5 separate regions of the Homo sapiens genome follow, and regions 1, 2, 3 and 5 are each linked to region 4. Evidence: chromatin loops called from intact Hi-C (ENCODE). Cell type or tissue: dorsolateral prefrontal cortex. All regions are shown on one strand.

Region 1 (4,000 bases), 160 kb after region 4:
GGTAGACAGCAGAGCCACACTTGGAACCAGGCACTCTGGCCACCAATGCTCACACTCTTAGCCACTATTCTATGCTGTATCCTAGAATAACCTATCGCTAGGCTATATTGACTTCTTGCAAATACCATTTAGGAACCAAATATTTTCTTTTCAAGATAAATCAAGTCAATTCTTATGTGATATATAGTGTCCTGAGAGAAATTACTTTGTCCAAGAATAAAAGCATAACATCATAAGTGACAGGTCTAGTTTTTAAGCTAATAGAAATTAATATATGTGGTATTTTTGTTTATAAATCAGTCTGAGTTTATACTGTGTGAATCATTTTCCCAAATTCCAGTCACTCTTGCACTGTGCTGAGAAAAATCAAGCCTCCTCAGGTGATGTGTATGCACATCAAAGTTTGAAAAGCATTAGCTATAAGGTAGAAATAAGACATTTGCCTTTCAGCAGCGCCTGCCACCAATCAGCCAAAAGAAAAAAAAAAAGTCTTTTTGAACACATACATTTTTATTCTTTCATAAACTTCATATACATGCCACTATATTATCATATTTAATATGCAATAAGATACACATAAAATATACATTTTAATTTTTTAAAAACAGATTGAAGTAGATATTTCATTGCCCCCAGTGGATCATCTGGCACACTTCCTAAGATGCCTATATTCCCCTTTTTGGAATCTACATACCTTACATCAAGGATCTTATCTAAGAGCTAGACCATCTATCTTAGATGGGTATCTTCCAATCATCGAAGACTTCCCAGAACCCAAATCAAGAATAATTTCTACAGTTAAAGAAAATACTGTGTATTGTTACTTTGTCAATGAAGCCCACCAGAATGCATCTAAGAGCAGGGGTTTTGGGAAATCTACATCCAGGTGATGTTTTTAAATAGTTCAAGACCATTCTTCTATGTCTTAATTTACAAACATTCTCTAATAAGCATGAACTATACTTGGTTGCTTCACCTCCCGTGGCTGGGCATGTGGAAGAAACTGAAAAAATACTTGTTAACTGCATGACTGTCTTCCAGCCAAAGTGATGATCTTTGTCATCTGGTTTCATGCAAAACATGCAGATTTTCCCCTTTACCATACTCTTCTTCCCTAAGAGTGAGACTATCCCAGAGGCAGCATGTTGAGCAGAGCCATCTCTTTTTATCTAGCATTCTATTGGGCAGAACATGAATTTAGCTACCTGTAACATATAATTCAGAGATTCAAGAGTTTTGCAAAAATGACTTGTCTTTGGAGCCTTGAGCCGCCCTGTCACAAGTTCAACAACCTTGTGGCTGCCTTGCTGAACTGAAGCCCTGGCCACATGGAAAGGCCACATAGAAGTGTTCAGGCTGACAGCCAGCATCAGCCACCGGACATGTGAGTGAAGTCACCTCTAGATGATTCCAGCCCCCATCTGTCAAGTCACCCCAGCTGACAAGTCTTTCCACAGAACAGAGAAAAGCTATCCCACTGTGCCTGTTGGAATTCTTAACCCACAAAATCCATGAGCATCATCAATTGGCTGTTTTATGCCACTAAACTTTGGGGTGGTTTTTATACTGCAATAGTAAAAGTCTCTGTGAGATTCTGAAGTGCTCTCTGAATTATTATAGAAAGACAACATTATGTTTAGTGTTAAATGGCCTTATTTATTTTCAAACTCAGGGTAACCAGGCAGTCATTGATTATTAAAATATACAGGGGACTCTAACAACAAGATTTATTAAACCCCATCATCATTTCCTTTGTGTACCAGCAAACAGCCAATTACTACATGTGCAGAATAATGGTGGCAATTGTCACTTTGCTGTCCCCTGCGAAGCAACTCTTTAGTTCTGTCTCCTCTCTCAGAAATGAATTGCTCCTTCTCCTCCTCTAGCTCTTCCCCTTCTTCTCCCTATTGCTCAGGCTGGGAACTCAGGACTCATTTTTAGATGCTCTCTCTTCCTTGCCCCTCACATTGAATCCATCATCAAATCCTGAGTGGTCTACCTTCATGACACACTTGGAAGCAATCTGCAGCTCTCCCCATGTAGAGGTTAGAAGTACCGTAATCCATGTGAGTGGCGCCCCCTAGAGCTCATGAGTACATGGCGTCATGGCCACTGCAAACACCCTACTTCAGGCACATCATTTCTGCCCTGACCCCAACTATGGTCTTCCTGCTGCTCTCACAGCTTCTACTCTCCCTGTCACAATCTGTAATTCACACAACACCCAGAGTGACTTTCCAAAATATTCTCCAGAACATTGTGCACCTAAGTGGAATCCAAACTCCTCGCTCAGCTCTGATGACCGGCCCCTTTCTTGTCTCCTCTCCAACTTCCTTTTCTACCACCTTCCCCCTCCTTCACTCTCCTTCAGCCACACTGGCCTTAATTTTCTTCTGGGAAGTTGCACTCTCTCCCCTAACCCTCCTTGGGGCCTTTGCTCCTGTCTTTATCCAGCCTGAAACATTCCCCCCAATCTTCTCATGGCCCCCAATTTCTCATGGCCAGTCTCAGCTTAAATGTCACTGCCACCTCAAGAGACCTTTCCTAACTACCTTTTGTTAGTATCATAGCACACTTGGCTTTCTTCATAGCAGTCTTCTCAGTTTATAAGTACCTATTCATTCATTTCCTTTACCTGTTTACTTCCTTTCTCTCCAATACACTGTAAACTCCTGATGCAAGGACCAGGCCTGTGTCCACCACTAATACAACCCCAGCACCTGTCATGGTGCCTGACACATAGCAGATTCTGTCAGTATATGTTGAGTGAATAAATTTACTTGCATACTATGTAGCAGTGGATTGTGATACCCTACTCCACTCCCACCTCCAGAACATCTGTTTTCCTCCCAGTTGACCACGGACCAATGGTTCTCAAAGTGCAGTCCCCAACCAGCAGCATCAGCATCACCGGAACTTACTAGAAATGCAGATTCTCAGGCCCCACCCTGGACCTCCCAAATCAGAAGCTCTGAGGGTAAAGCCCATCAATCTGTATTTTAACAAGCCTTCCAGGATTCTGATACACACTCAAGTTAGAGAACCACTGCCACAGACTATTCCAGAGACTCTAATTCTAGAGCAGTATGTCTCGAGGTATATTCCACTGGCTCTGAGGGATCATCCCAGCTGTTAAAAATTTTTTAAAAAAAAGAGGGAGGAGGCCAGGTACGTGGTTCATGCCTGTAATCCAAGCACTTTGGCAGGCCATGGCTGATGGATCTCTTGAGTCCAGGAGTTCAAGACTAGCCTGGGCAACATGGCAAAACCCCATCTCTACAAAAAATACAAAAATTAGCTGGGCATGGTGGTGTGTGCCTGTAGTCCCAGCTACCTGGGGGGCTGAGGTGAGAGGTTTGTAGGAACCGAGGAAGTTGAGGCTGCAGTGAGCCATGATTATTCCACTGCACTCCAGCCTGGGCGATAGAACAAGACCCTGTTTCCAAAAAAAAAAAAAAAAAAAAAAAACTGGGAGGCATTCAAAGCCAAATGACATTGAGAAACACGGTGTTCAAGAAAGTTAAACAGATTCCCTTATGGCAGGAATTCTCAGAACCTTTAATATGACAGTTACCTTGTAAATCACTAAAATACAAGGAAATTTGTGGTAGAAGTGCTTCCCAAGTTTACTTGGCCACAAAACTCCCTTTCTTTCCCTCCTAAACACTTGTCAGACTTGTTCTGGACTCTGAGAAACACACTTTGGAAAATGCTGTCATAATGTAGTCTTCCCTAGAGAAAATCTTTCTAACACCATTCCAATTCATTGTGCCTAGAGCAATATTAATAATGACTGAGTCACTGGCAGCAACTTCTTTAAGCTTTGTGCATCTTTATCTTTCTTAGACTTGAAAATAAATGCTTAATGCTAAACACATTTTCATATGTCTTTTTAATATCAGTAAAAAGATCAGATTTTTGTTAAAGTCTGAAATGTTCATGAAGGCAAATATGGAAGGGTAGAAACTGGTGGCAATTTCAAGTTGAATTAAAATGAGAT
Region 2 (4,000 bases), 66 kb after region 4:
TCACCTCCTAGTGCATGTAAGTTAATTGGTTTGCTTTCCTAACATCTAATACCCAAGGAAATTGGAGTTTTAAAGACTGTTAAGATATTGGGTTCCTACAGAAAGAGGGAAAATATATGAGAAAAAGCATCCCCCTCAAAACCCCACTTCTTCATTTAATACTTGTTTTGGGGTTTTTAAAAAAACTTTTAGGTTCAGGGGTACATGTGCAGGTTTGCTATATAGGTAAATTTGTGTCATGGGGGTTTGCTGTACAGATCATTTTGCCACCCAGGTACTAAGCCTTTTACCAAATAGTTATTTTTTCTTATTTTCTCCCTCCTCCCACCCTCCACCCTTAAGTAGGCCCCAGTGTCTGTAGTTCCCCTCTTTGTGTCCATGTGTTCTCATCATTTAGCTCCCCCTTATAAGTGAGAACATGCAGTATTTGGTTTCTTGCTCCTGTGTTTGTTTGCTAAAGATTATGTCCTCCAGCTGTATCCATGTTCCTACAAAGGACATGATCTAGTTCTTTTTTATGGCTGCATAGTATTCCATGGTATCTATGTACCATACTGTCTTTATCCAGTCTACTGTTGATGGGAATTTAGGTTGATTCCATGTCTTTGCTATTGTAAATAACGCTGCAATGAACATACATATGCATGTATCTTTATGGTTAGAATGATTTATATTCCTTTGGGTATACACCCAGTGGTGGGATTGCTGGGTTGAATGATAGTTTTGCTTTTAGGTCTTTGAGGAATTGCCACAGTGCCTTCCACAATGGTTAAACTAATTTACACTCCCACCAACAATGTATAAACATTCCCTCTTCTCCACAACCTGGCCAGCATCTGTTATTTTTTGACTTTTTATTAATAGCCATTCTGACTGGTATGAGATGGTACCTCATTATGGTTTTGATTTGCATTTCTCTAATGATCAGTGATGCTGAGCTTTTTTTCATACGCTTATGGCCACACATATGTTTTCTTTTGAAATTCACTTAACACTTGTATCAAAGACAGGCCCTATTCCCTTTTCCCTCCTTTCAGAACCCTTTCCTCCTGTCTTATCTCCTGTTCTAATCCATCCACAGTTAGGTGAGCCAGCAGTGGGGATAAGATACCTGCAAAGGCCTGATTTGTGGTTCCACTCCTAGGGGAAAGTCCAGGATTGTTTTCAGGGTTGTGTTTTGTTTTGATTGGGAGGGGTTGGGGCATAAGAATGTTTTTAGCCTACTTAGGATCTTTGCTTTGTACGAACTACACCCCAGAGGAATTTTGGGATGCATTCCAAAATAGGAATACATAAAACTTTCTGTCCCACTAAAACCATTCAGGAAAGTGAGAGGAGAACTTTCATCCTGTGTTACAAACGGCTGACTGAGGTTTCTTTCCTGAAAGCAAACAACAGTAACACTTCTACCAATTATATTGATAATCCGGTCTGTTCGACTGACAGTGTAAATTAAGATCAATTAACACCTCCTCCTAACCGTTTTTGAATGTTTTATAATTGTCACAAATAGTCATCTCTTTGTAAATTACACAGGGCAAATGTTGATCTAATCAAAGGGGGGTAATTTCATTTTCAGACAAAATTTGTGAAACCTTCTTATGGACAGGAAAAACTCTTACTTGAATAACAGAAATAATGGTACCAAAATGGTCTTCCTGAAAAAATGAAGATATTGCATGCGATATGTTATTTCTATACAAAGAAGGTGTTAGGATAATTATCCTGAGTTTCTAGACTATGAAGGATTAAAGATAACTCACAAAAGTACTATAGAACAGCACACATTATTAAGACTATAATAACAAACTGTATAATAAAAGTTTGTTTTATCATGACAATTATGACATGGTTTTCATAGAGAAAACCAATTAAAGACAGCTGTGTCTTAAGTATATTTTGGAAGGCAGGCTCATAATATGTAGTGACAGTAGAAAGCCTTCACTCTGCCACTGATTACCACACACACACACACACACACACACACACACACACACGCATACACATTTTGTGAGGAGCATTTCTTATATGGGATCTAAACACAAAGCCATATTTGCTAATAGGTCTATACCAACTTCCATGGCAATGCTGGTGTTAGGAGGCAGAAATGGTACTGCCTTATATCGATGACTACCATGCTTTTGTGCTGTGCTTAAAAGCCTTGGGTGGTGGTGGGGCTCTAACCTGCAATGGAAGGCAGCATGGTGCAGTAGAAAAAACACTTTTTGAAATCAGAATTCATGAAATCCTGATTCATGGACCCACTTTTTACACAAGCCAGAGCTACAACTCTGGAAAAAAACAGTTAATGCCTCTGTGATTTGGGGTATGTGTGTGTGTGTGTGTTAGAGAAAACAAAACAAAACAACTCACCAATTCCAGACACTGCCTGTGCCCATAGGCGGCAGCATAATGTATGCTATTGTAACCTTCCTTGTCCCGGATAGATGGATTTGCATCATTTTGAAGCAGAAACTCTAGACATCTGTAAGTATAAAGATGAAGTGTTATTTTAGAAAACATCTCTGGACTGAAAAAGATAATTTATGTAAATCCTCCTATTACGAACGTTCCATGAAGTACTTTATGAGTTTGTTTCTTTAAAAATCCTACAGCAATGAAGTTTTATGTGTTGAAAATTGTGTGTGTGTGTGTGTGTGTGTGTGTGTATGTTTTCTGTAGCTATCTTTATTTGAGCTTAATATAGCCATTCTAGAATTCAGGAAAAGCTTTAGGAAAAAGAGGGTAATTACGATTTTTTTCTCCTCATCTTCAGGTAAGAACATCTGTTATCAAGATTACTGAATAGCAAGTTTTGGAGCTCCATGTTCAACAAAGTCTCAATAAAGAAGTGGTCAGTATCAGGGCAAGTAACAGGGCAACCTCAATAGGGAGGGGTTTACTCTTAACCTCACCATAAAATCAAAGGTTAGAAAATGAAAGTTAAAAAGAGTAAGAAAAAAAAATAAGAATAGCCTAAACAATAAAAAGATTAAAGGAATGGGTAAGCATTTTTAAAGAATGAAGAATTAACTTCATAACCACATATGAATAAAGAGGCTTAAATTTCACCATTAGGAATATAGACCTGAAAAATCAATGTTTAAAGCCTTTTCAGGCAGAGTTGTAATTTTTCTGAAAAAGCCACAGTCTTTGGAATGCTTAGAGGAAGGAGCACGGCTCCACCTTCACTGAAGAGCCCAAAACTCTGGTTCACAAGTACCCAGGAATGTAATAAGTTCTGCTCAGGGCCTACTGCAAACGGTCCAGTCCTGCTGGGAAAGAGGGAGTCACTAGTCAGGAAGCGCTGCTTCATAGCATCAGCATTATCCCTGTGGCAGTGGGACAAACATGTCTTTTACAAGACCAAGCTGATTCAATTTCATACTCAAATCAAAATGTTAAGATTCTAAATATCAACCCATACATTAAATAAGACCTTCCAATAGAAAATTTCTATAGTTTACCCAAAAACTATAAATAGCATTTACCTATCTTTTGGTATAAGGCAAAACGAAAAAAGTCAATTACACATAGGGACAATTAAAACAGACACTTCAATTTCTAGAAAAACTGATGAAAGCCATACATTTTAAAAAAACCAAATACCCACATGTCAATAATAAATCAAACTATTCTTAGAGTCTTGCTATTATTCTCTCTTCGGTCATTTGCACCTTATAAGGAAGGAAGTTCTTTTTTATTTTGGTAATTAAATGCCCATGGAAAGGATCCCAGGTATGACTCACTGTAAATTGAATTTGACTCTTTAAATGAAATCACTCAATAGGAATAACATGCTAGTGGACACACAATTCCCAATTTCTGAATGGATTATATCCTAAAAATCAGTTAATAAATTGAATTTGTAATATAGCCAAACTATATATACTAACAACAGTATTATTATAATAAAAGTAATGTAGAATTTGCATATTCTCCACATTGCTTGTAAGGAAAACATGCATTCCGTGTTTTCACTGGGAATGCCTAGTTTTTT
Region 3 (4,000 bases), 97 kb after region 4:
CATTGACAACCAGTGAGGAAAATAAACATTTGCCAGTTTAGAAGTATGCAGAGCATGTCAGAAAGGATAATTAATTAGTATCCTCTAAGCATTCATCTGAAATTAGTTTTTCATTGCACAAACAAGAATGATCAGCTTATTAAGTTGCCTTGGAAGGATTGTGAGCCAAAGGGTCAAAAATCTCACATTGACTCATCCTAACCTACAACTTGACTCTTCCTTTTCAAACTCTATTTATTTTTAAAGCTTCTGTGAAGAAAACATCATTTTTGAACTTGTGTAACCTGCTGGACGGCATCTGAGGGGGGTGCCTAGGGCCAATGGTGAGGTCAAATGCCTTCAGACACCAGATGCTGTCTTTGGTCAGTTGCTTTCCCTCTATTGCTGTGACAACACAGCTTCAGACAACAAACAATGTGATTGGATAGCAGAGGTAGTCTTTGCTTACTAACTAAAAAAGAGTGGGGTTTTTTTTTTCATTATTGTCTTACTAAAGCTGGATGATTCTGGAAAAACAAAGTTATGAAAACTAGTAATCCTGACTGGAGAGCAGTCAGAGAAGCAGAGAAAACTATTCAAAGTCCAAACACCAATGCAATTTAACAAAACAAATAAATACAAAGAACATTCCTCAGTAGCATGTTTAGTTGCTTCAGGGAGCCAAATGCTGTGCCCATGTGGTCCTGGAGGACAGAGGGGCTCCTGCTAGGTGATGTCCCACTCTGGGGGGACTGACACCAGGCCCTAGGGGCATGAGCTTCTGGAGAGGGAGTGTCCCAGCAACAGCCCAAGATTCTTCCCAGAAGGAAGCCAACAAACAGGAGGTAAAAAAAGAACTTCCTTTTCTTCTCCCCAAGGGCATTTTAAAAAATGTCAAATGGAAGAATTCACAGTTCTCACATGTGTTATGAATGCAAAAAAATTGTCAGTTGAGATAAGAGAATACCAAAGCATCCTTTTACAGGGAAAACTCTATTTCAAATATAAGTGACTCTCAGAGTAAACAGAATTCAATTTTAAAAGGAATTTTTTTAAAACACCATTGGTTTCTGGAGGTCATGTTTATAAGCGTGGTGGTTGAGAGTTCAGTCTCTGATGTCAGACTTCCTGTGTTCAGATCCCTATTCCTCAACATACTGGCCATTTATCCAGACACAAGTGACAACCTCTCTGCCTCAGCTTCCTCATCTTTGAAATGGAGATAATCATAGTACCTTTTTCTCATAGGGTGGTTGAAAGGCTTTATAAGTGGTGTTTAGCCAAGTGCCTGGCACACTATGAACACTTGGCTTTATCATTATCACTTAGCTTTATCATTATATATAATAGGCTACATATTATAGCCACTATATCCTTATCAATTCAGGCCCCTGGACCCCACCCAATCCATAAGCAAGATGCCAGGACAACCAAGAATGAGAGAGGTTCTGAAACAAAGATCCCCTGACCACAGAGGATAAGAGACAGGGTCTCTTTTAGGTCTCCCCCAACTCAAAAGTCTAGCAACAGCAGGGCACGGTGGCTCACACCTGTTAGCCCAGCATTTTGGGAGGCCAAGGTGGACAGATCATTTGAGGCCAGGAGTTGAGACCAGCCTGGTCAACACATGGCAAAACCCCATCTCTAGTAAAAATACAAAAATTAGCTGGGCATGGTGGCACACCTGTAGTCCCAGCTACTTGGGAGGCTGAGGCACAAGAATCGCTTGAACCCGAGAGGCAGATGTTGCAGTGAGCTGAGATCACCCCATTTCACTCCAGCCTGAGCAACAGAGTGAGAAAGTGTCTTAAAAAACAACAACAACAACAACAACAACAACAACAAAAACACAAATAAACAAAAAAAGTCTAGCAAGAATATCCAGGCAGGACATGGAATTCTTCCAGCCCACATGGCTCTTGCAGAGGCCAAAGCTGCCAGCAGTCCCCTGGGACTGTTGTAAGCATGCCAGCAGGACAGAGAGGAGATGCGTCATAGAGATGACCAGCATGGCCTGACGCACAGGGATGAACCTGCGGGGAAGGCAGTGCTTAGAAGGAGAAAAGTTGTTTTCCCTCCAACCTTGTCTCTGGAGCTTGAAGTTGCTCTAAAAGGGAACCAAGCTGTTTAAGTTTTGTTTGTTTCTAAAAGTTTTGTTTGTTTTTAAAGGGGGGTGGACATTATTTCTGAAAAACAGTTGAGAAATACAGTGGCATAAGAGACGTGCTCGAAAGAGACTAGGGTCACTCCCCCCGACCCCCTTTATTTACATTCAGCAAAATAAAACACGGTGGCCTTTTCAATAAAATGAATGTCAAAGGCATAGCACATATTTCAAATTAGAAATAATGGGTATTGCACGGTTAATTTCTGTTTTACCTTCCTTGGCTCACTGGAAACTTGTTAGGATTTCTTTTCCCTATAGCTTCACTGGAATGCATATAAATTTCCTTTGCTTTGCTGCAGATATTTTGCTTGCTAAGCATAATTCCACTGGCTGGTCTTCCATCCAAATGTCAAATGACTTCTTTGTTTTATGTCTTAAGTGACTAAGACATAACTCAGTGCCACTAATAATTCAAGTGTATGTGGTCCGAAATTCTTATAGATGAGAAAAATACAGGTCCAAGGAAACTGACTAATATCAGAATTTTGAGAAGTAGAAGTATGGGTCAACTAAAAATAGGAACTGCCAGATTGACCTGGAATATCAGCTTAAAATCTGAACTAAACCTGGTTTTTGTCTTTTTTAAATACTCTCTAAGATTTACTAATAGAAGTGATGCTGCTGGCCATGACCCCCTATTAGTAACATGAACCAGGATGTAAAATGATACTCCCTAGTACTTTGACTTCAGTGACAACCTGATGGTTCAAGCATACCTTTGTCGTAAGCCCAGAAAGTTACTATATTACTGTGACTTTCCCAGGTCTTCTCTGTCAAGCCTGTGAATTTTTTTTTTTTTAAGACAAAGTCTCGCTCTGTCACCCAGGCTAGAGTGCAATGGCACAATCTTGGCTCAGTGCAACTTCCTCCTCCCGAGTTCAAGCGATTCTCCTGCCTCAGCCTCCTGAGTAGCTGGGATTATAGGCACCTGCCACCACTCCTGGCTAATTTTTGTATTTTTAGTAAAGACAGAGTTTCACCATGTTGGCCAGGCTGGTCTCGAACTCCTGACCTCAGGTGATCTGCCCACCTCGGCCTCCCAAAGTGCCTGGGATTACAGACGTGAGCCACCACGCCCACCTAAGCCTGTGATTTTATGATCCTTTATATCACATCCTTACCTGCTTTTCCTCTAAGTCATCTCATTTTTCCTAATTTTGCCCAACTAGCTTAATAAGTTTTAACTTAGGAAATTATAGTGAACTCTAAAATTTAAAAATAATTCAGATTTGTTGCTGGAAAATGAATGCTACTTACCTTTATTAGTTTCAGAGTGAGATGCACAGGATCTTGAGCCTACATAAATACATCATTTCCAATTTCAAAGCTCATGCTCTGTGCCTGACTCCAAATTGACTGTGAAACTGTGGCTTTATGTTTTTACTATTAAGGTGGATGTTGATGACATGTCTGATGAACAGTTTTTAGCAAAGTACATCAAAGAATTATGTAATTGCATGCTTACTAAAACTCCAAAACAGGGCATCGACTTTCATATGCAGGTGACTGACAGCCAAATTCACAACAAGAAACTATCGAAATAATGACACTACTGAAGCATCTCTCTTACCATTCTGAATGAGGGTCTGTGACCGTGTGAACCTTCCATGGACAGCTGTCATGTGCAGTGGACTTTTGCCATCTTTACTCTAAAAAAAAGAGAGGGAGAGAAAAACAATGGAGGTGCTCATGAGCCAGTGACACCCATCTGAAATACCCCTATGGACACTCCTAATAATGCCCTGAAAACATTCATTTATTTATTTATTTTTTAAGTATGATCAACATGAGGCTGCAGTGAGCTAGGATTTTACCACTGTACTCCAGCCTGGGTGACAGAATGACATTCTTCTA
Region 4 (4,000 bases):
CGGTCAGAAGGGAAGGGAGTAGGGACCTGGGGCCGCCTCTTCTCCCAGGTCGTTTTACATTCTGAGGTAGATATTCAGAAGAGGTATTCCTGCAATAGCTCTGACTGATGGGTGGTGGCAGAAAACAAAACCTCACGCCGGCTGGGTGTGCACGCTCCATCCGCTCACTGTTGAGTGACGGTCCCTCAGCCCCACGGTCACCGAGCCACAGGCGGCGCTTTCTCTGACTTCCCAGGCATCCTCGTGCCTGGCCGAGGTGTGACTGGGCTCCCTGGGAGCCCTTTCCTAGGCCAGACTGGGCCTCCCCCTGCCCCTCCTCGCCCAGCGGACCGAGTGGGGGCCAATGTGGGCAGGAAATGCGGCCCCCATGCGGGGCAGGCCTGGACCGGCTGGGGCGGGAGCACTGGATGCACTCCTGTGCACACCAATTCCAGGCAGCTTTAGAAGGCTGTAGTGGTCCCACAGGGGCTGGGAAGCAAACCTGTGATGATAACCTCAGGGTAAGCTGCTTTCTGCCAGGCTATTGAACGCAAACCAAAGCCTTATGATAGGCATGACTTCCCACTCAGGGAGTAAGATGAGAGCAACCGTGGTTAAAATTCCAAATGTGACCTTCTCTCCTCTCTAACAATGAGAAGGCCACAAAGTACATTGTATTTGCCACATTATGGATGTGGAGAGAGAAGGGAATAGACGCCGCTATGTGAGGTTGATAAAGGCTCTCCTAAGAGCTGCATTTTACAGACCTTTTATTTGCTTGCCAGCCACGAGAGAATGCTAATTTAACAATGACACATTTTTTCAGGGACAATACATACATACTGGAATTAGCTTGCATTCATCAACAGCACTCAAATGAACTACAGGAATAATGTGCACATTTTGTAGACCATTGCATTCAGCTAATTCTCAGCAACATTCCATTTATGTATCTCGGGAGGAAATTCTGTGGATTGGAGTACAGGTAATATGTCGTTGCTGCTGCTGTTATGTTTTTTGTTCTTACAATTACACTAAATCTGCTACCATTGGTGAAGTAGGCAAGAAGTTTAATGTATGGCTAAAAGGAAATGACTGGCAAAGGACTGACAGCTGAATACTGCAGATGGCAGGTTCATGAACATGGAAAAACAGCATATTTTGACTGGTTCCTCTTTCTGTAGCAACTTAATACTCTAAATAGTCATAATCATAATAGTTCAAGTGACATTTGATATTTGGCTAAACATAAGAAGAAAAAAATTATCTAACTTCATATAACTCACCCAATGTGTTAGATAGCAAAACAGTTTCTACAGTTGTGCTTTTGTTTTGTTTTGTTTTGTTTTTTGGTACAGTAGCTTTTTGAACTTAGCTAATAGCCCTCAGGTATTTTTTTTTTTTTTTGAGGTAGAGTCTAGCTCTGTTGCCCAGGCTGGAGTGCAGTGGCGTGAACTCGGCTCACTGCAACCTCTGCCTCCTGGGTTCAAGCGATTCTCCTGCTTCAGCCTCCCGAGTAGCTGGGACTACAGATGCACACTACCATGCCCAGCTAAGTTTTGTATTTTTAGAAGAGATGGGGTTTCACCTTGTTGGCCAGGCTGGTCTCGAACTCCTGACCTCAGGTGATCTGCCCTCCTCGGCCTTCCAAAGTGCTGGGATTACAGGCATGAACCACTGCGCCCAGCCCCTCAGGTAAATCTAAGTTCCCCTGAAGTTGGTAGCCAAACTTAAATTCTCTTTGGCTTCCTACACACTACATTTCTTTTTCCCCAAATTGCCTTCTAGCAAAAAGATGCTAACATCTTTAGCTCTGCTGCCAAGTTCAGCTTTGTCTCAGACCAGCTCAGCCTCTTCCTATGAGTGACAACCATTTTTCACACGACTCAAAGACTACAAACTGTCACTCCAACTATCTGTGCCAAAACCTCTCATACTCGTCCTGGCTCTTGCTCCTCATAGTGCTCTGAGGATTTGAAACTCAAAATATTGGCCTCTCAAAAAAGTTGAAAAAGATTTTGGGTAAGCAGATCCTCAAAGCACACGCTAAAGCTTCTGCACAGTAGACATTTTGTGAACAGTCCAGTGACAGTGTCTTTTTAGTGAATGACAGGAGGAAAATCCAAGCTGACTGAGTCTTCTTGACCACTAGGGGGCTTCACTGGACCACAACCCATATCACACTGGCAAATGAGTGAAAATGATTGTTCTTCATTGTTTACCTGTTTATAAGGGCGATTTTCCACAATCAAAGTAGGCCCTTTGTAATTGTCAGGAATTATATAATAACAAAAATAGGATGCTTCTCTTAAAAATAGCAACTAATCTTTTAAAAAGGAGGACAAAATTTGAATTTTATAATAATAACAAGAATGGCTGGGGAGAAAAAAGACTAAATGTGATGAGAAATGAGAATTTATAATTCAACCACACCAACTATTACTAACCTTATGGCTAACGTTTTTTTTTTTTCCAGCAACAATCATTTCCAAGTAAGTAGGCAACAATTAGGTTTTTTCAACCTCTGTATTGTTTTTCTTCAGTGGCTTGGAAATTCAGGGACATAGATGGAAATAGTTTTTTACAAGGTCTATCATTCTGGGAAAATTTTCCCAAGTAACAAGAATCATAAAGTCTTTTGAAAAAGTATCTTCACTTATTTGCTTCCTCAATACACCCATTTCACCAAGTAAGACAGTTATTTATCGTTACAAAATGTTATCTACTACCCTAATCAAAGGCTGATATCACTGGATTTCCTGAGCCAAAGATATCTATGCCTTAGCTGAGCTAGAGACTCTTCCATATTACCCTTATGTCTGTGTATATATCTAGAAGTGTCTTGACACAGGTTTTCATGGGCATGGAAGAAAAATCCCAGAAAAGGCAAATGACTTTCTTTTTGATATATACATGTACTTTTAAAGCGTCTTGATTTTTACATCGATGTGTAAAAAAGCTAAGAAACATCATTTAGGCTGGCAGAATGATGTACTGATTGCTGCCTTATGATTCCTTATGCGAAATAGCCCTGAATACATTAATATGAATATGAAATAGCCATAAAACCTGCTATTGGTTTTATGCTTTCAAATACTGTTTGATTTTGATGTATTTTGTTCTATGTAACTTGTTCTGAAGATTGCATTACACCTTGCCCTTTGTTCAGAATGTTTTGTGGTAGCTTTTAGCCAAAAGTTCTGAACTCTCTTTTGAGTTAACAAGGCCAGAGCACCTGGCCAGAGAACACCAATCACCTCCAAGAGGATAGCAGGCCAAAAGCATTTTGGAAGTGTGGAAGTGCATCTGATGTGGAAAGAAAATTGATATTTAAAAAACTGGGATGAAAGAAGATGCTGCTTTCCTTCTATTAAAACTTACGAACAAGCCACAAAACTAGGGTAATCAGGCCCTTGACAAGACCTACCTGAGGCATGAAGTGGGGTTCTTTTGGTTACATTGTCTTTCACAAAGATGGATGCGCCCTGATTGATAAGCGCTTCCACACATTCTGTGTGTCCTTTAAAGGCAGCCAGATCCAGAGCAGTGCGGCCTTTCTCATCCCTGATGTCCAGGTCCACCAACGACTGCAGAAGGACTTCCAAGGCTTGATGGTGCCCATTGTAGGCCTGCAAAGAAGAAACCAATGGCTCCCATGCTTGCTCGCTCACCTCAAATCCCGCCACAGTCCACAGGAGGGGCTGGGCTTCCTGGGCCATGGATAGAGACCACTCCCAAGAGCACGTCAGAAAAACACTTGGAATATTTATTAAAACTCAGGCAAGCTGGAGAGTTAGACTGAAACACTACAATGCACAAACCTCACAGTTCCATATGAGTTTCGTGTTCTTTCTCTTTTGTCACATAATTTGCTCCAAAGACACTGAATGTATTAATGTATTCTTATATTTATATCTACTGATCTAATCATCTAATATAAACTAACAGCTGAATGAATTACCATATTCTTTTATCTGTCAGTTCAGTCCTAAACATATTGGCATAATCAGAATTTTTTTCC
Region 5 (4,000 bases), 370 kb after region 4:
GTGCCTATAATCCCAGTACTTTGGGAGCCTGAGGAGGGAGGATCAGTTGAGCTCAGAAGTTCAAGACCAGCCTGGGCAACATAGTGAAACCTTGTCTCTATAAAAAAAAATTAAAAATTAGCTGGGCATGGTGGTGTGTGCCTGTAGTCCCAGCTACTCAGGAGGCTGAGACGGAAGGATCACTTAAGCCCAAGAGGTCAAGTCTGTAGTGAGCCATGATCACGTTGTGCCTGTATACTCCAGCCTGGGCGACAGAGCAAGACACTGTCTCAAAAAATAAAGATAAAAATCTACCTCTGAGGGCCGGGTGTGGTGGCTCACGCCTGTAATCCCAGCACTTTGGGAGGCTGAGGCAGGCGGATCACTGGAGGTCAGGAGTTTGACATGGGCTGACCAACATGGTGAAACCCTGTCTCTACTAAAAATACAAAAATTAGCCGGGCATGGTGGCACAGGCCTGTAATCCCAGCTACTTGGGAGGCTGAGGCAGGAGAATCACTTGAACCTGGGAAGTGGAGGTTGCAGTGATCCGAGATGGCACCATTTCACTCCAACCTGGGCGACAAAAGCATAACTCTGACTCAAAAAAAAAAAAAAAAAATCTTCCTCTGAGAAGTACAAACAGAACCTGACAGTATTGGAGGCAGAAATCTAAACACAAACATAGTAAGAAAATAGGAAGCTTCATGTAATGTGCTATGCAATGCTAGAAAGGAGAACATGAGGGAATTCCTGCTGAACTATACTAGGACTCCTAGACTAAGGCAGAGACAGACATCAGAGAACCTTAGGATACCCTGCAGACCTCTTCTGTATTCCTGGTTTCAAGGTGACCATGTGGACTGAGGGCCAAATTACTGCCAATCAGATCTAGCCCACCTGTGTGTCTCTTACCTGTGCAAACCCATGGGCAAGCATATGGACTCCTCCCTCTTTTCTTTCCCCTGCTCTCCTTTGCATAGTTTTAAAGAATGGAAAAGTAGCAGATTCCCTGAAGTTAGTTGTGGGATATAGTACGTGCCTAAGGTGATCATGTTTCTGAATGCAAATTCCCCATGGAGTGTATTTATGGGACAATTGGGTGTCATATATGACTTAGAAACTCCCCTAGAGAACTAAGATGTGAACAGGCCAGAGATGTTCCTTCAATTCCATGTGCGTGTGCCAAGCACCTGCTGCCACACACCAGGCCTGCTGGGCACTGGACGTAGGGACAGAAAGCATGAGCCTGGGCCCCCAAGGGTTCATGCCATAATGGGTGGGGCAAGGAGGATTTCGGTTCTGGCTATTTGCTTTCATTATTATCTCAACTGCTTTCATTGCTTTTTGGTTTTTTTGTTTTGGTTTGGTTTGAGATGGAGTCTCGCTCACGGCTCACTGCAACCTCTGCCTCCTGGGTTGATGTGATTCTTGTGCCTCAGCCTCCTGTAGCTGGGATTACAGGCCCGTGCTACCACGCCCGGCTAATTTTTGTATTTTTAGTACAGACGGGGTTTCATCATGTTGGGCAGACTGCTCTTGAACTCCTGACCTCAAATGATCTGCCTGCCTCAGCCTCCCAAAGTGCTGGGATTACAGGAGTGAGCCACCATGCCTGGCCTAGGTTTATTAAAAATTATTATTATTTACTAAGTCTTTTTTTTTCCAGGATGATGGGGATGAGGAGACAATAGCCCCAGCATCTGGTCATAATTTGTAAATCTCGACATTCTCCCTAACACCAGCTGGAAATATTTCATGCTCTAGCATCGTTTTACAAGTTGCTGGCAAAAAATAAGCATCCATCTTATTTAAAGACTGTAATAAAATGAGAAAGATGGTTATTTGCCTTATTTTTTGTCTTTTTTTTTTCCTTTTATAAAAACAGTTAGTTGTTTGCGGTGCCTTCAAAGAATGTTAAGTTAATAAAAGCCAGCCTTTACCTTACAATCTTTATTCAACAGTAAGGTTTGTCAGATACCAAGGGCTGGTTTCTCCCAAAAATCATTAAAGGTCTGGCTCCAAAGGTGTGCAAGCCACCAGTTAACCGGGGCCAGCCTTTGTTTTCCTAGGCTCTGCTGCCCCCTGTCAGAAGCTAAGAATGTTACAGGAAATAGAATATTTTGAACAAAGGTTTTCACAGAACAGCAGTTTTACGCTCTGTCAGGTGATGAAATAGAATACTCTCCCACCTTGTGAATGAAGACCATTGAATTATTTGCTTAAAAATATGCCTACTTGCTTGGCTGCCTAGAAGTTCTTGCACAACTCCCAGCAGTAATAACCTGTCTGAAATAATTCAGGCGGCGGCTGTCATTCACTGAGTCCGTCTGCACATGTACAGGGAGCGGCAGATGGGTGCTGGGGGCGTGAGTTGTGTATCCATTCACAGACCATCGGGGAAGACGACTGAACAGATGACTTCCACGTCGTAGAGCAAGGGAGAAGTGTGTGCACCCCAGGTGCTGGGGGAGCACGTCAATGCAGCACTTTCGCCAGGGGGGTCCTAATGAAGTCGAAGGAGTCCATTCTCAAAGAACTAGCGGGGACCAGCCAGCTGAAGGGGAAGCAAAGGGCTTTTCTGGATAGTAGCAACTGCATGTGCCAAGGCAGAGGCCCCTGGAAGAGGGTGGTAAGTTCTGGCAATAGCAAGAGGGGACTGAATTATACTCTGAGCACCCCAGCTGCTACTCCGCTGCCTGGCAACTGCTGGTCCCCGGGCCACTTCATCTCCCATTGCCTCAGTGTATGGCCAGGTCAGAGGCCAAGACAAAGGCAAGCAAAAGGGCCCTGGAGGGGTATCCAAGGCACACTAAAGTGCTGGCGGTTGCCTTGTGTTCTGCATGCATTCTTTTTTTTTTTTTTTTTGCTTTATTAAAATACTGAGTTTTATTTCACATGTATATTTTTGTCTCCCCACCATTTCCACGTCTGACCACCGCTACTACTATGTCCTATCATAACATTCCATACATACTTAAAACCAAGCAAAGGGTGGAGTTCCATCTTTAAAAACTAAGCAGGCATTTTGGACAACACATTCTTGGCAATGGAACCTGGACAACATTTATCAAACATGGTAGGGAAAGTTCTCACTCTGCATTATAAAAAGGACAGCCAGATATCAACTGTTACAGAAATGAAATAAGATGGAAATTTTTTAACAAATTGTTTAAACTGTTTTCTTAAAGAGACTTCCTCCACTGCCAGAAATCTTGAATAGCCTCCTGCTCAGTCATCCAGAAGCAATTCTTCACATAACTGATGAACTTGGCTTCCACTTTGGGAAGAGAACCACATTTTTCTATACTTGCTTGCATTTTTGCTTTAATGTCTTCTACAGAACTAGGTCCTTTTAGGTGTTTTAGGAGTTTTTTCCTGTTTTTTGAAGGATTCTTGTCCTTTTGATCTTGGTGTTGATGATGGTTTTGAGTCTTTTCCATTCTGATTTGACTTTTGTGCATTTTTGGCTCGAGTATCTTGAATAGATTTCTTCACTGGCGCTTTTTCTTCAGCTTCCTCATCATCAAAGTCATCATCATCATCTTCATCATCGTGATCTTCGTCATCATCTTCTTCATCAGCAGCAAGTTTTACTTTTTTCTGTGGAATCTTGCTACCACCTCAGACCACTTTCCTGATATACGTAAGAGTTTCACATCCTCCTCCTCTCATCTTCTGACTTTGCATCTTCCTCCACAGCTACTAAGTGCTGTCCACTAATATGCACTGGCCCTGAATCACACTTGAACCTTAACACCACTGGTGATGTTATTTCAAAGCCCCCAAGGGAAACCGTTGGCTGTACAGACATTTTCTTTTTTTTCTTTTCTTTTTTTTTTTTTTTTTTTTGAGATGGAGTCTCGCTCTGTTGCGCAGTCTGGAGTGCAGTGGCGCAATCTCGGCTCACTGCAAGCTCCATCTCCCGGGTTCACGCCATTCTCCCGCCTCAGCCTCCCGAGTAGCTGGGACTACAGGCGCCCGCCACCATGCCTGGCTAATTTTTTTTGTATTTTTAGTA

The links. Hi-C counts contacts between places; a loop is a spot of excess contacts. Peaks named below come from ENCODE experiments on the same cell type or tissue, not always from the same donor. Only the 100,000 strongest peaks of a DNase experiment are listed, where the experiment ranks them.
Region 1: it touches region 4 in a loop (8-fold over the local background); 37 of 110 quality-filtered maps call a loop at or near these places.
Region 2: a loop joins it to region 4, with 4 times the contacts of the local background. A loop is called at or near these places in 5 of 110 quality-filtered maps.
Region 3: it touches region 4 in a loop (4-fold over the local background); 24 of 110 quality-filtered maps call a loop at or near these places.
Region 5: it touches region 4 in a loop (2.7-fold over the local background); 72 of 110 quality-filtered maps call a loop at or near these places.

Annotation. Positions count from the first base shown.
Region 1 is chr2:197,166,747-197,170,746 of GRCh38, forward strand. The region is part of intron 2 of ANKRD44 (ankyrin repeat domain 44); the gene reads right to left. Among named protein-coding and RNA genes, the nearest start is that of ANKRD44-AS1, 29 kb to the right of the region's middle. In dorsolateral prefrontal cortex, CTCF peaks have their summits at 2,087 (motif pointing left) and 2,290; a DNase peak (open chromatin) is centred at 2,085; H3K4me3 peaks cover 251 bases; H3K27ac peaks cover 1,652 bases.
Region 2 is chr2:197,076,330-197,080,329 of GRCh38, forward strand. It overlaps ANKRD44 (ankyrin repeat domain 44), which reads right to left. Exons shown (of 28, transcript NM_001195144.2): 16 at 2,374-2,485. Among named protein-coding and RNA genes, the nearest start is that of ANKRD44-AS1, 120 kb to the right of the region's middle. In dorsolateral prefrontal cortex, a CTCF peak has its summit at 2,375; a DNase peak (open chromatin) is centred at 2,396; H3K4me3 peaks cover 672 bases; H3K27ac peaks cover 3,355 bases.
Region 3 is chr2:197,107,050-197,111,049 of GRCh38, forward strand. It overlaps ANKRD44 (ankyrin repeat domain 44), which reads right to left. Exons shown (of 28, transcript NM_001195144.2): 9 at 3,717-3,795. Among named protein-coding and RNA genes, the nearest start is that of ANKRD44-AS1, 89 kb to the right of the region's middle. In dorsolateral prefrontal cortex, a CTCF peak has its summit at 2,091; a DNase peak (open chromatin) is centred at 1,902; H3K27ac peaks cover 2,989 bases.
Region 4 is chr2:197,010,105-197,014,104 of GRCh38, forward strand. It overlaps ANKRD44 (ankyrin repeat domain 44), which reads right to left. Exons shown (of 28, transcript NM_001195144.2): 18 at 3,407-3,608. Among named protein-coding and RNA genes, the nearest start is that of PGAP1, 85 kb to the left of the region's middle. In dorsolateral prefrontal cortex, CTCF peaks have their summits at 2,138 (motif pointing right) and 2,355; a DNase peak (open chromatin) is centred at 2,117; H3K27ac peaks cover 2,588 bases.
Region 5 is chr2:197,376,537-197,380,536 of GRCh38, forward strand. It overlaps the pseudogene NPM1P46. Among named protein-coding and RNA genes, the nearest start is that of SF3B1, 56 kb to the right of the region's middle. In dorsolateral prefrontal cortex, CTCF peaks have their summits at 2,083 and 2,283; DNase peaks (open chromatin) are centred at 2,045 and 2,338; H3K4me3 peaks cover 789 bases.